Linked DNA regions of Homo sapiens: regions 1 and 3 are each linked to region 2. The links are chromatin contacts, found by Hi-C in ENCODE. All regions are on one chromosome and are shown on one strand. The core of a region is the stretch at or near the end of the contact, and the rest is flanking DNA. Distances in the headings are between cores, read along the strand shown.

Region 1 (4,234 bases), core at 1-2,500, 240 kb after region 2:
AGCAGCAGCCCCCACCCCCAAGCTTGGTGCTGAGCCCTGGTGAGGAGCTGAGGGGGATGGGTTGCTGGGGCCAGGAGGGTCTCTCCTCCAGCCCCTGCACACTCCCACCCAGGACAGCCCCCAGCCCAACTAGGAAAGGGCCATGGGCAGAGGGCTGGTAGCCAGTATCTTCCACTGCCCCATCTGTTGGCCACCTGCAGGCCAGTCTCAACCCTCCCCCAGGTGGGCAGGCACTTGATGGCTACAAATAAATGTCCCGTGGCCCCAGCCCACTCTACTGGTGTCTCTCTCTCTGTGACTTCACTAGGTCCGCCGCCCTCCCCAGCTGTGTTCCAAGGGGAATCTCAGAAATCCCAAGAGTTCCTGCCCAGGTCGGGGCCAGGGAAGGGACCCAAACTCAGAGTCTGTAGGCTGTGGGAGTCTGCAGAGTGTCTGCGCTTCTCAACCCCACTAGGTGGCTCCTGGGGCGCTCTGGGCCTTCAGGGAGAATGGGGATTCTCTGGGCAGCTGGGTCCAGGGAAGGTACCCACAGGGAAGTTGGGGAATAGCAGGGTGCCTGGCCAGAGCATCAGGCAGAGCAGGTGGAGGCTTGTTCCTCCACCCCAACACGAGGAGTCCCTCAGCCCCTGCCCTCAAGTTTGAGAACCACATACTTCCCAGAAAGTGGAGGCTAGCATGGTGAGGGCACCCTGCAGAGCCATCTGCCATCCCCTGCACCCACAGACCACCCTGCCTTGTAGCCCCAGGCTGTGGGATACTCAGGAAGGGGTGAATGGTGGAGTCAACAGACTGAGGGGAAATCAAAGCTTTTAGAGACATTTGCAGGATGAACAGATGTTCAAACGTTCCTTTATTTGGTCTCCAGACAGACGCAGAGGCCTCCCTTTTATCCCAGTAATCGGTGCATTATGCTTTAATTTGCAAATGGCATTAAAAATATTAACAGGGGCAGGTTTCGATCAAATGACTTGGGCCTGTTAAGCCCCAGAGCCGTGTGTGTGTGTGTGTGTGTGTGTCCCGTGTGCACGTGGTGGGTGGGGAACAGGCAGTTAATTAAATACACCAACAGCAGAGCAAAGCCCCCGAGCTGCAAGGATACCAGCGATGGCGACTGGCCCAGCCACCCTTCGTCAACCTTGGCCCAGACCCAGGCAGCAGGGCTGGAGCAGCAGTCAAGGGCAACAGCTGAGAGCCATGGGGAAGTGGGGTTCCCAGTTCAGTCCCCTGAGGGGATTGGCCCTGGAGGAACGTGAGAGAGAGTGTGGCCCCGGTGAGCGTGGCCTCCGCGGCTGCTGCAGGCTGCGGGTGCCAGGGCGGCTTGTCTGCACTGTGAATCAGGACAGCCCTCTGCCTAGGAGCCGACTCCCCCTCTACTGCCGCTGCCTGAGCAGACACTTCCTGGGACTGCAGTGGCCCCTCTCCCTGGGGCCTGACCCCACTGTGTGCTGTGCCCCGACCCCACTGTGTGCTGTGCCCCACGGCCTCCTCACCCTACCTGGCCCTGCAGACTGTTTCACCAGGAAGGCAGTGCCACTTCACTGAGGCCACTCCGCCCAGGAAACTGGCAGCAGCTTTGAGCCCACACCAGGCTCCCTGCTAGCCTGCTGGTCCCCCAGGGGAGGGCAGCCCAAGAAGGGAGCAGACCTCCAGGAGGGCTTCAGTCAGCACCGAGCTGGGCTCACAGCCCCCAGCCTGTCAGTCCCTGGGGGCAGGAGAGGCCCCTCTGAGCACTTGCCAGTGCTGTCCAGGCTGGTCACCTCCCAGCACAGATCTGGGAGCTGCTGGTGAGGGCCAGCACTGGGTCCGAACCCAGCTCCAAGGACTCACTTCTTAGGCGAGGAAACCTCCCTCCTCCTCAGTGTGGGGCTGAGCTGGGAGCCAGGCCACACCCTCCCTGACCGCTCCCTCCCCAGCCCCCTCAGAGTCCCTGCACATTGGGACAGAAAGCTCTGAGCTCAGCCCCAGGTCCTGGCCTGCATGGGCAGGGTGACCTTGGGTGTGTCACTGTCCCTTTCTAAATGAGGGGTGATGTGACCCAGTGGAACCACTGTGCCAAGCATGGGGTTCCATGGAAGCTGTCCATGGGAGCTTCCATGGGAGCCATGGGAGCTGGCTCTGGGGCCAGATCAGGTGTGGAGGAAAGATGAGCACACAGGGCGAATGTGGCTGCCGCCACCAGGGCACAGATTCAGGCCTCTCCCTGCCTGCGGTGTGAGCTTGGGCAAGTTCCCTAACCTCATGCCTCAGTGTCCCCATGTATAAAATGGAAGAAGAAAAGCAGCCATGCCAGAGGGCTGCCCTGGGGGTGGGAGACTTGCCAGGCACACTGCTGACCCCACATTACCTGCGGCCCTAGGGTGGGCCCCACACATCTCCCACTGAGAGGCAAAAGGCCCAGAACCCCTCAGGAAGTGACACCAGCCCCAAATAAGCCGTTTTTCCAGGAACTCTGTGCAGGCGTCCACCTCCACCCCACCTCTCACCTCCCTACTGGTCTGAAGACCGTGCTCCTCAAAGTCCCGGGAAGGAGGGGGCTCGGGTGGAGGAACTGAGGCACAGAGGCACAGAAGGGAGGAGGGGCAGCCCAGGGCGACTCCCAGGAGCCTCTGAGCGCCCTGAGTGTGTAATGAGGCGGACCTGCTCTGTGTGGCCTGAAAACGCCCAGCCGACTGCCCCAGGAGAGGCCTCTATCAGGCCCGGCATCGGTGGAAACCCGAGCGTCCATTAGTGGGGTCGGGCCAGGGCGCGCAGCCTTTGAAGGTGCAGCCTAGCCGGGACGGTGGGCAGGAGCTGGTGCCAGCACCCGCTTCTGGCTGAGGCCAAGGTGTGGGCATGCACGTCCCCTTCCCTGGCTCCCCCGTCCCCCAGGATGCCTTGGGCAACCCCAGGCCCGCGTGTTTTATGTAGGAGAGGGTTCCAGTGGGCCAAGCTCACTGCAGCCACCGACACAGGTAAACTCACCGAATCTGCTCATCTACCCACAGCAGTGATGTGGCAGCAGCATGCCGGTTTCCCAGGGGTGTGGGCAGGGCAGGGCTTGGCTGCCTGCAGCTGCCCCAGATAGAGCTGGAGTTTGAGTCCAGGCTCCAGGTTCTTCCAGAGTCCCTTGCCCACCAGTGCTTCAGGCGTGTCCTTGGAAAAGAGGTGCCCTCTGGGGTCCTCTGTGGGCTGATGGGTGGGGTGGGGCATGGGGCAGCAGTGCCCTGGGCCCCCTCACCTGCCTGCCCACATGGAGTGAGGTCATGGACCGACATCCTGCCATGGGCTGGGGCAGGAGGGGCAGCGGTGATTGGCAGGCCCCCGACCAGCAGGGCTAATGCACAAACGAAGAGATAAGGCTTATCTGGAAATGTCCCTGGAATCGAGACTCTGATGGAAACAGGCTTCTGGGTTAATATATTTTCAATAGATAACGTCTCGTAAACGGGAAGCCCTGGGGGCCTGGGGCAGGAGAAGGGGCAGCTTCCGTGCTCCCAGGCCTCCTGCCCTGGCCATGCATGTGCATGTGCGCACACGGGCTTTGGTGCACCAGGCATCTCCAAGCCTGTGCTGACGTCTGGGTGTGCATCTGTGCACATGGATCCGCGATGTCTCAGACGTGTCTGCATGTGCTCCGTGTGTGTTTTGGGAGGGTTGCGGTGTTTGTCAGTGTGTGTATCTCTTTGGGTGTGGGAGTGGGGTGAAGGAGGATCGAGTCCAGTGTACACAGGGTGGTGGCAAGTTCCCTAACCTCATGTCTCAGTGTCCCCATGTGTAAAATGTGCCTCAGTTCCAGTGTATCCAGTGCTAGTTTGCCCCATGGGCAAAGGGCATGCAGGTTAGTGGGGCCTCTTCTCCAGGACTGGGTGGGATTCAAGGGAGGCTTATCACTCTATTCTACAGGAAGCATACCAGGGCCAGACCCCTGTCTGGGGAGTGCAGGAGCCTGTCAGTCCGAGCTCACTCTGGAGTTGGTCCCGGCCCTGGCCTCCTCTGCCGAGCAGCCTCCATGTGGGGGTTAGCATCTCCAGATTCCCTTCCAGAGACCAAGGCCAGCCCCGCTGACAGCCTCCCAGCTCCTAGTTCAGCCTTGTCTGTCCTCTGAGGCAGGGACTGGGGAGGCCTCCTGCCAAGGGGCTGCATGGGCAAGGTCTTGAAGGGAGAGTAGGAGTTTGCCAGGGCAAGGAAGGGTGGCACCTGCCAGAGGGAACAGCAGAGTGAAGGCTGTGGCGAGGAAGTGCTCGCTGGGGCCCGT
Region 2 (3,895 bases), core at 394-2,893:
CAGGCCGAAGGAACCCATGCATAGGGGTGGCCTGGGTCTAGCGGAAATGCCACCTGGCCTCTCTGAGCCTGTCTGTGCACCTCAAATGCAGATGATTATCTCACAGGGTGGTTGCATCAAAGATGTCCATAAATAAAGCTTCAGGCACATAGTAGGGAGCAGTTATTGTTTTGTTTGTTTATTTTTTGTAGAGCCAAGCGCTTGCTGTGTTGCGCAGGTTGGTCTCAAACTCCTGGGCTCAAGTGATCCTCCTGCTTTGACTGCCCAAAGTGCTGGGATTACAGGTGTGAACCACTGTGACTGGCTGGGAGCAGTTACTGTGCCAATGATCTCTCTGACCCCTGACGAATTATAAGCATATGGAGGTGGTGGGGCACTGTTGGACATGAGGATGGAGACACAGACACTGATTCTTGATTGCAGACAAACCAGTTCTTTCTGGATTATTCATTTATTTGATTCATTGAGCATGTCCATTGCTTGGTCCCTTGGAGCATCTGCAGCAAAGTGAAATGCAATCTAGATGGGAGGTGCCATGCTGCCGCCTCGATCCTCTGATAGCAATCGAGGAGAAAAGCTGGGTTCCGAGGCTTAGCCCTGTATGAAATCAGATGTCTTCTTTTACTCTTTTGTAATCGCAACATAAATCTTCCAAAGGGAGTATGTCTATAAGATAGATGCCACATAAGCTGTGGAATGTATTAGTATGTGTGACATCCCTGTGGTCTTTTAATTGATCAGTGGCATTTAATGCAAAATTTGAATCTGACCACACAAAGTAGGGAGAACCCTGGGTGGCCTTCATGTTTGCTTCCCCGTGAAGCTCCTGTCCTGGCTTTTATTAGAAGGGTCTGGGTAGGAAAAGAAGGGTTTTGAGCTGAAGGCTTTCAAAAGAGGCCCATGCCATGTTTTTCCGGGAACATAGTTTCTAAAAAAATGCTGGAACCATCAGTTTCCAAAGGAGCCTGGTTTGTGAGGGGAATGAAAAGTTGTTCCTGCGTGTGGATTCTGGGTTGTTTTCCATCTTCACTCCCTAAGGCAGGGCTGGCAAGCGGGGAATGGGACAGATGTTTTGTGGTAGTAATTTCCAGTCAGATTCTTGAATGCCTTGTATACTCTGGGTCACCGTCAGCTCATAATGGAGCAAAATTGAGTGAGAATTCCTGCAATGAACGACGTGAATGGCGCACCGGAGAGATATGATGGTGGAGATAGAGTGCATTCTGCAAGAAAATATTTCCAGTGCTATCTGTAAAATTCAGATTGAATAACCATTCTGAAGTGCTCCCCTTTTAAAAGAGTTTCCTTCCACAAGCATTGCAGGCTGAGTAAATACCAATAATTTTTATTTCCCTTCTCCTTATCGGTTCCCCTACTGAAATGTTCCTGCACAGCCTATCTGGTCTTTTCAAGTGAACATCAAATGATTAGTGTCAGCTTCCAGTTTGAATTATGATCATATTTCAAAACACAAACTTCTTCACTTTTGCGTTTGGAGGTAATTATCAATATTTACCAATACTGGGGAAGAGTTGAAAATGGAGGAAATACTGCTGAGAGAATGGTGCCCCAAGTGAAGATAGCAGGGAGGGGTTGTGTGTGGCCTTGTGTGTACAGTGGCAGAGTGCTTCAGGGGCTTGGCCTGCCACGTGGATGGCCTGCTCTCTTCCAGCCCTATCCGCATTCTCGCACAGATAAGTGAGAGGAATGGTGGGGACCCAACTGCAAGGCGATCTCTTAGGGTTGGGCACTATGACAAGGCTAGAAAAGCTATTTCTGCCACCTGGAGGAGGAAACATTGCTCTGGCCGCTGCTCTCAGAGGCCCTCCCCTCTGTTTCCACAGATCCTGCTCTCTGACTGCCATGGCCTGGTACGAATGCCCTTTGGTGAAAAAGGCCAGTGAAACCCAGGGCTGGTTTAAGGCCTGCGCTGCAGCCTGGAAAGCAGACTAACACAAATAGACTGTGCTGCCATCACACAGAAAATACAGTTTACAATACCTACATCAGAGTTGAATCCCAGTGTACTAGGTGGCGTTCTCTTGCATTGTAGTAGGCATTTAATTGAACTTTGAGTAATTTCAGTTTTTGCAGTTTTCTTTTTGTATTTTGGAGCCAGTAAGTTTTTTTATGTTTGCAAACACTCTGTAAGCTTTGGTGCTTTGCTTATTGTGCCTAATTAATAGTTGCCTCTGGAAAACGCAGAGGAGGTTTCAGACTGCCTCAAAGAACTTCCCAGAGAGTGGAGAAGCTGCAGCACAACAGGCCTGGGCTCTGGAGTCAGGAAGATTGAAATTGGAATCTTGGCCCTTCTGCTGGCTTTTTGTATTACTGTGGACGTGTAGCTTTTCTGAGCCTTCATTTCTTCACCTGTTTAAAACAGGAGAGAAAGGGAATAATGCCTACCTTCGGGTTTGCTGTTAGAGTTAGCAGTAACTGTGATACAGTTAGCATCATTCTGGGTGCAAGGTAGACACTTGGTAAATGGAAGCAGGCCTTACTGTAGGGTTAGTGCACTGCAGGCTTGGCACCAGAATGTAGCCACTTCTGAAGTCCTTGGGGCAGTCAAAAGTCCTCTTCCCTCAGCATTGCAGACAGCAGGAAAGAGCATTGCAATTATGCAAGAGCTATGTTTCAAAGAAGGAAATGAAATTCTTGAATTTTTTTAAGGCAAAGAAGAGGGAAAAATAGATTTATTGTTTTAGTTGGCTATTCAATAGGATGCAGGATAAAGCTGGCCTCTCTCCTGTCTAATGTCATCATCGGCATTCTCTCTTTTTCTCTCCTTCTCTTCCTCCCTCTCCTCCCCCTCTGCTCTACTCCTCCTCCCTTCTCTTCCCACGCCTCCCCCCGCTCCTCCTTCCCCTCCTCTTCTTACTAGTACTGCTGCAAACCCCCCCTTTTCTCCAAGTCAACCCCAGGTCCTGAGCCTGGGATTAAATCTCATGCTCTGGAGATACTCTAATGCTAGGAATTATTTCCTCTTTTGTGGTCTTTGGTCTTTCCTTCAGGTTTCCTGTTGCTTTCTAAGGGAGGTGCCAGGTGCTGGCCCTGTGGCTAGTTTTGGCTAGTGAGGAATGCTGTAAAGCAGCTGTGACACCAGCGTGCAGCAGTCCTACTGCTGTGCAGCCTGGGCAGTGGGTGGTGACAGGGTGGCATTGGAGTGAACAAGGTGTGGGGAAGACGAGCGTAGGTGGAAAAAATGTAGACCGACCTTCTCGGTAAAACTGGCCTGGGATCCCAGGCAACATGAAGGCTGGCAGATGCTGAGGGAGTTCTCTAGGGGAGGCTGATAAAATTCGACATCACCTTACCATTTAATGAGTCCCAGATACATGGGCTATGCCAGCCCAACAGAGTGCAGGCTTTGGAAAGCCCAAATGAAAACGACATGGTCCCTGCTGTTGGGGGAACTCATAGTGCTGGGAGAAGCCTGCTGGGCCTCTTTTTCAGAAGGAGGGAGAACATGGGTTTAGTAGTGAGCCCTCTAATTAGGCCTGCAGGTAGGCCTCAGCGTGGGGCCTGGATTTGCACCCTGTCCTTCGGTTAGAGGTTTGTGACACCCATAGCTGTGCTCAGTTAAGTGGAGCAGTGGAAAGAGCTGAGGCTCAGCATGCTGGTCCACGTTTGAATCCTGATGGACCAGCTTGTGAGAATGCACAGCTCTGAGCCTCAGTTTTCTCATCTTCAAAATGGGGAGAATAAACTTACAAGTGTTTTCGTGTGTGTGAGAATCCAATGAGATAAGCTAAATGTAGTATTTATCTCAGTGTATGGAACCTATACTCTGTAAGTGGTGTTAGCTATTGTGATCATAATTTAATATGACTTAAGTTTTAATCTTTATACGACTTCATATAAAAATAAACCATTTGTCAGAAATCTTATTTTCCTT
Region 3 (3,772 bases), core at 983-3,482, 210 kb after region 2:
TGACCACAGAGCTCTGGCTGGACTCTAGGTGCTTTGGGTGCAAGGTGCTTGGTGCCATTTCTCGTGATGACTGCCTGAGGTGGGCACCCCGATACCCACTGGACAAGAGCCGAGGCCCCGAGAGCCTCATGCTTAGACAGAGACTGCCCAGGAGCACACCTGAGGCTTTTATATCTTACCTCCCCTGTTATCCCATCCCCTTTTCATCACTATTTGATTTTCTAAAAGTAAAAATAAAATTTGTTTTGAACTGTGAAAAACTTTCACCATACAGAGTACAGTAGACAGCCCTGTAACCAGCAAGATCAGACAGATGTGAACTTTTTGTCACATCCTTCAATCTCTCTTCACCTCTCTTCACACCCTTCCCCTATCTTGTTTGGGGGAAGTGAAATGTACAGCTCAAGCCCTCCACCATGCTCTCTTCGGCTGGTGGCCTCACACACATGTGCAGCTTTCACACTTTTCCTGCATAGGGTGGCCTCCTGAGCAGCCTGGAGGGTTCGTACGTGCTTTACGTTTTACATACTTGGTTTCACACTGACCCAGGTGTTATTAGAACACTGATGTTTTCTTTGTGGAACTTGCTGTTCTGGTCAGCGGTTCTGGTTGACTCCATTTGACTGCTATATGTTATCCCATAGTCCGAATTAAACAATTTGTACACCTGCGACCTGTTGGGTGGGTTGTGTCCACGTCTCCACAATGCAGAGCAGTATAAGAGGGTTTCTCTAGGCAAGTAGGGTCACCTGGTGCTGGGACATGTGCACCTGTGGGTGGAGGGGGCCCCAATGGTGCCGGCCTCTCCCCCACCAGCACTGTGTTATCTGACTCACCGTTCCCGCCAGGTGATGGATGCAGCCATCTGATAATCAGAGCTGCTTTCTCCCCAGAAGTTCATGCTCAGCCTGGTTTCTTGGAGGCCTAGGATCAACCCAGAATATCAGGCCTTGACAGGGAATCTTTGGGCCTCCCCTAAGCAGAGTGGAGCTGGGATTTCTGATTGGCTCTTGCTATGGGGTGAAGGGAAACCTGGGCATTTAGTTGGAAAGCCAGGCCCCTGGCTTGCTCCATGTGATTTCCTGCTAGAGACCACCTCCTATCCATGACTTGGAGTCAGACACCCTTGGGTTTGAATGGACCATGGGTTAAGTGCCACCAGGCAGTTGGTTCACAGCTCTGCAGCCTGTGAAGAGGAAATGGGAAGCAAGTGGAGATGAATGGGTTGGGCGGCTGGTGTATATTTGGCCCTCTCCCTGAGTGGTCATCTTTATTGTTGTTAGAAAGGGATGATTGCCGATTGCTAGAAATAAATGATCAGGTCAAAGATTTGGAAACTGGCTTTGGGGGCTGGGCCTTCCCCCATGTAGTGGGATGATGTCTCATGAGGCAAGAACAGGCTTTGGGTCAAGGCCAGGATGAGTTCCATTAGGCCTGAACAGCGCCAGAGCTCTGGAGCCCCAGATCTGTACATTCATGCGTCAATCACCTCTGCGTGCCAACCCTCAGCTCAGGCTAGGACTCAGTGGCAAGAGAGACAGCTTTGGGCCTGCTTCCTGGAGCTTCCACAGAAGGGGTAGTTGGTCAGGCCCAGGAGCATAAGCTTCTGTGCAGCTGCGTGCCGTGGAGGAAGAGGGCAGGTCTGACACGGAAGGGGCATCTTCGTGGGGCCTGCAGGAAATGCAGGGCACTTCTAAGGAAGCAGCACCCAGGAGACCTGGCCCGGGGTTCAGAGTCTACAGGGTAGCAGGAAGGGCATTCTGGGAGGGATCTGCACAAAGATGTTCCTTTCCCTGAGGTGGAAAAGGAAAGAGCAGAAGGGCCTGTGGCTGGGGCAGCAGGGAGCAGGGGGAAGAACAGTGGAGCACAAGTACGCTGGGCCACGTGAGGACGCCATCCACTACCTCGGGACGGGAGGAGACACTAGAGATAGGCCCGAATGTGGTTCTGTGAAGCCACTTCCCAGGTGGCCCCAGGCAAGGCCCTCTCCTCTCTGAGTCTCCTGCTCTCTAGAATGGGGGCTATGACGCCCAGCTCCTGGGGTTGTCAGGAAGAAGAAAGCACTGCCCATCATGACCTCTCTGTAAGCCCCTCTGGGCTGCTTGTGGAGAGAAACCCAAGGCCTCAAATCAGAAATGCTTCCTTCAGACTCCTGGGCCTTGAGGCAAGTGTCATGGGAAATTGGATGCCAACCAAGCCCAGGGCAGACACGCTGTGCCAGGATTCAGCAGAGCAGGGAGCGTGCAGGGAGAGGCAACCCTATGCCCTCGTCTCAGAGCAGGCTGTGTGCGCCCAGCGGACACGGCACCAGCAGGAGCTGTGTGGGCTCGGCTCCATGCAGGTGCGCCTACGTCTATGTGTGTCCATGTATGTGTGTGCGTGCTCACGCTTTTGTGTGTGTGGTGTGTTTTTGACAGGGGGGAGGTGAGTGAGAGGCCAGCTTCCTGACAGGGCAGTTGTAAAACATTCATAAAACTTTTATTGGACTTGCCACCCTTCCAGATAAATATTTTTCGATTTTATGGGCTTGTTTTAGGACCCCAAGCTTAATCATGGCTTTGTGGCTGCCTTAAAGAAATTAAATATTGTTTTGGCAAAAGGAGCCCTCTTCCCCTACCCCTGCCAAAGGCAGCCTGAACTCTGAGCTCATAAATTCCTGCCACTCTCAACTCTTGCCCTTTTTCCCTCCGTAGTCTCAGAGCCATACTAGGATGAGCCCGAAAAAAAAAGAGGGAGAGAGAGAAGAAAAAGCAACCCCTACTCTTCTCCCTCCAGGTTCCCCAACTCCCCTGACCCTGGCGGGAAATTCAACCCAGCTCATTTGTCCACACAAGGGAGCGGGCAGAGGAGTCTGTGCTGGGCAGTCACCTGCTGCCTCCCTGAGATGGCAGGCTGCCTTGGCTGGAGGCGCCCCCATTCCCCCAGCCCCTCCCTGCCTCCTGGAAGACCTGAGTGGATCCCTGCCCCCAGTTCCTCAGATCTCATTGCCTCTGAGGCCCCACTTCCCACACTGCCTCCTCGGGCCCCTCTGAATACCCTTTCCAAAAGAACACCCCCAAACCCAGCACCATCCCGCTGTCTCTTTGCTGTACTGCCTTCCTAGCATCTAGCACTATCGGAAACTTTCTCCTGTATTCATCTATTGGTTACAAGCCTGTCCCCGTTACAGAAATAACTCACACCATGCTGGACCCCCACCCCTGGAACAGGGCCCAGGGCACAATAAGTGCTCCGTGAATATGGGGAAGGTATGCTCAGTGAATGGGGTGGGGTGATTTGGGTAAGGAATAAAAATAGTAAACATTCTTTAGACCTTGCTTTGTGCCAGCCGCTGTTCTAAGCACTTTCTGTTATATGAACTCACTTGGGCCTTACACCAAACCTGTTCCCATGTTTCAGATGAGGAGACTAAGGCGCAGAGAGGTCACATGTCTTTTGTGAAGGCACGCAGCTGATCTGCGCCTGGACTAGGGTCGGGATCTTGGTGGTCTGGGTATAGAGCCTGAGCTCCTGGCTGTGTGTTACACTGGGTTTCCTGGAGGAGGAGAGCAAGGTGGCTGTGCCCTGGCCTGGAAGGCATCAGCCAGCACTTGGCAGGCACCACCCCCTTCCTGGCCTCGTGCCAGGCCCTGAGTCAGAGGTGCTGGGGCCATAGGGCTGGGACAGGAGGGGCTCAGACTCAGATACAGATGCCTTCAAGGGGCAGGCAGGTGACAGAAATGAGGGGAGCCAGTCTCAGGTAAAAGCAGCAGCACATGAGCGGTGACAGAGA

What was found. A loop is a pair of places that touch in the nucleus more often than their neighbours do. Pooled maps may share reads with other maps.
Region 1: a map of MCF 10A shows a loop between it and region 2 (3-fold over the local background). The contact joins two enhancer-like sites. A Hi-C loop is called at or near these places in 4 of 168 maps with a recorded cell type or tissue (K562, MCF 10A, PC-9 and 1 more).
Region 3: a map of PC-3 shows a loop between it and region 2 (4-fold over the local background). The contact joins two enhancer-like sites. A Hi-C loop is called at or near these places in 4 of 168 maps with a recorded cell type or tissue (K562, PC-3, endothelial cell of hepatic sinusoid and 1 more) and 1 of 50 pooled maps.

What each region holds. Positions count from the first base shown.
Region 1 is chr3:128,408,370-128,412,603 of GRCh38, forward strand. EEFSEC (eukaryotic elongation factor, selenocysteine-tRNA specific) reads left to right here. Exons shown (of 7, transcript NM_021937.5): 7 at 1-277. Among named protein-coding and RNA genes, the nearest start is that of DNAJB8-AS1, 53 kb to the right of the region's middle. RefSeq lists an enhancer at 928-1,576 and cis regulatory regions at 3,233-3,418, 4,152-4,234. Within about 2 kb of position 1,251, at least 2 of the 41 ENCODE cell types and tissues checked have a DNase peak (open chromatin) inside an H3K27ac peak, as active enhancers do.
Region 2 is chr3:128,172,293-128,176,187 of GRCh38, forward strand. The region is part of intron 1 of EEFSEC (eukaryotic elongation factor, selenocysteine-tRNA specific); the gene reads left to right. Among named protein-coding and RNA genes, the nearest start is that of EEFSEC, 21 kb to the left of the region's middle. Within about 2 kb of position 1,644, at least 2 of the 41 ENCODE cell types and tissues checked have a DNase peak (open chromatin) inside an H3K27ac peak, as active enhancers do.
Region 3 is chr3:128,380,084-128,383,855 of GRCh38, forward strand. The region is part of intron 6 of EEFSEC (eukaryotic elongation factor, selenocysteine-tRNA specific); the gene reads left to right. Among named protein-coding and RNA genes, the nearest start is that of DNAJB8-AS1, 82 kb to the right of the region's middle. Within about 2 kb of position 2,233, at least 17 of the 41 ENCODE cell types and tissues checked have a DNase peak (open chromatin) inside an H3K27ac peak, as active enhancers do.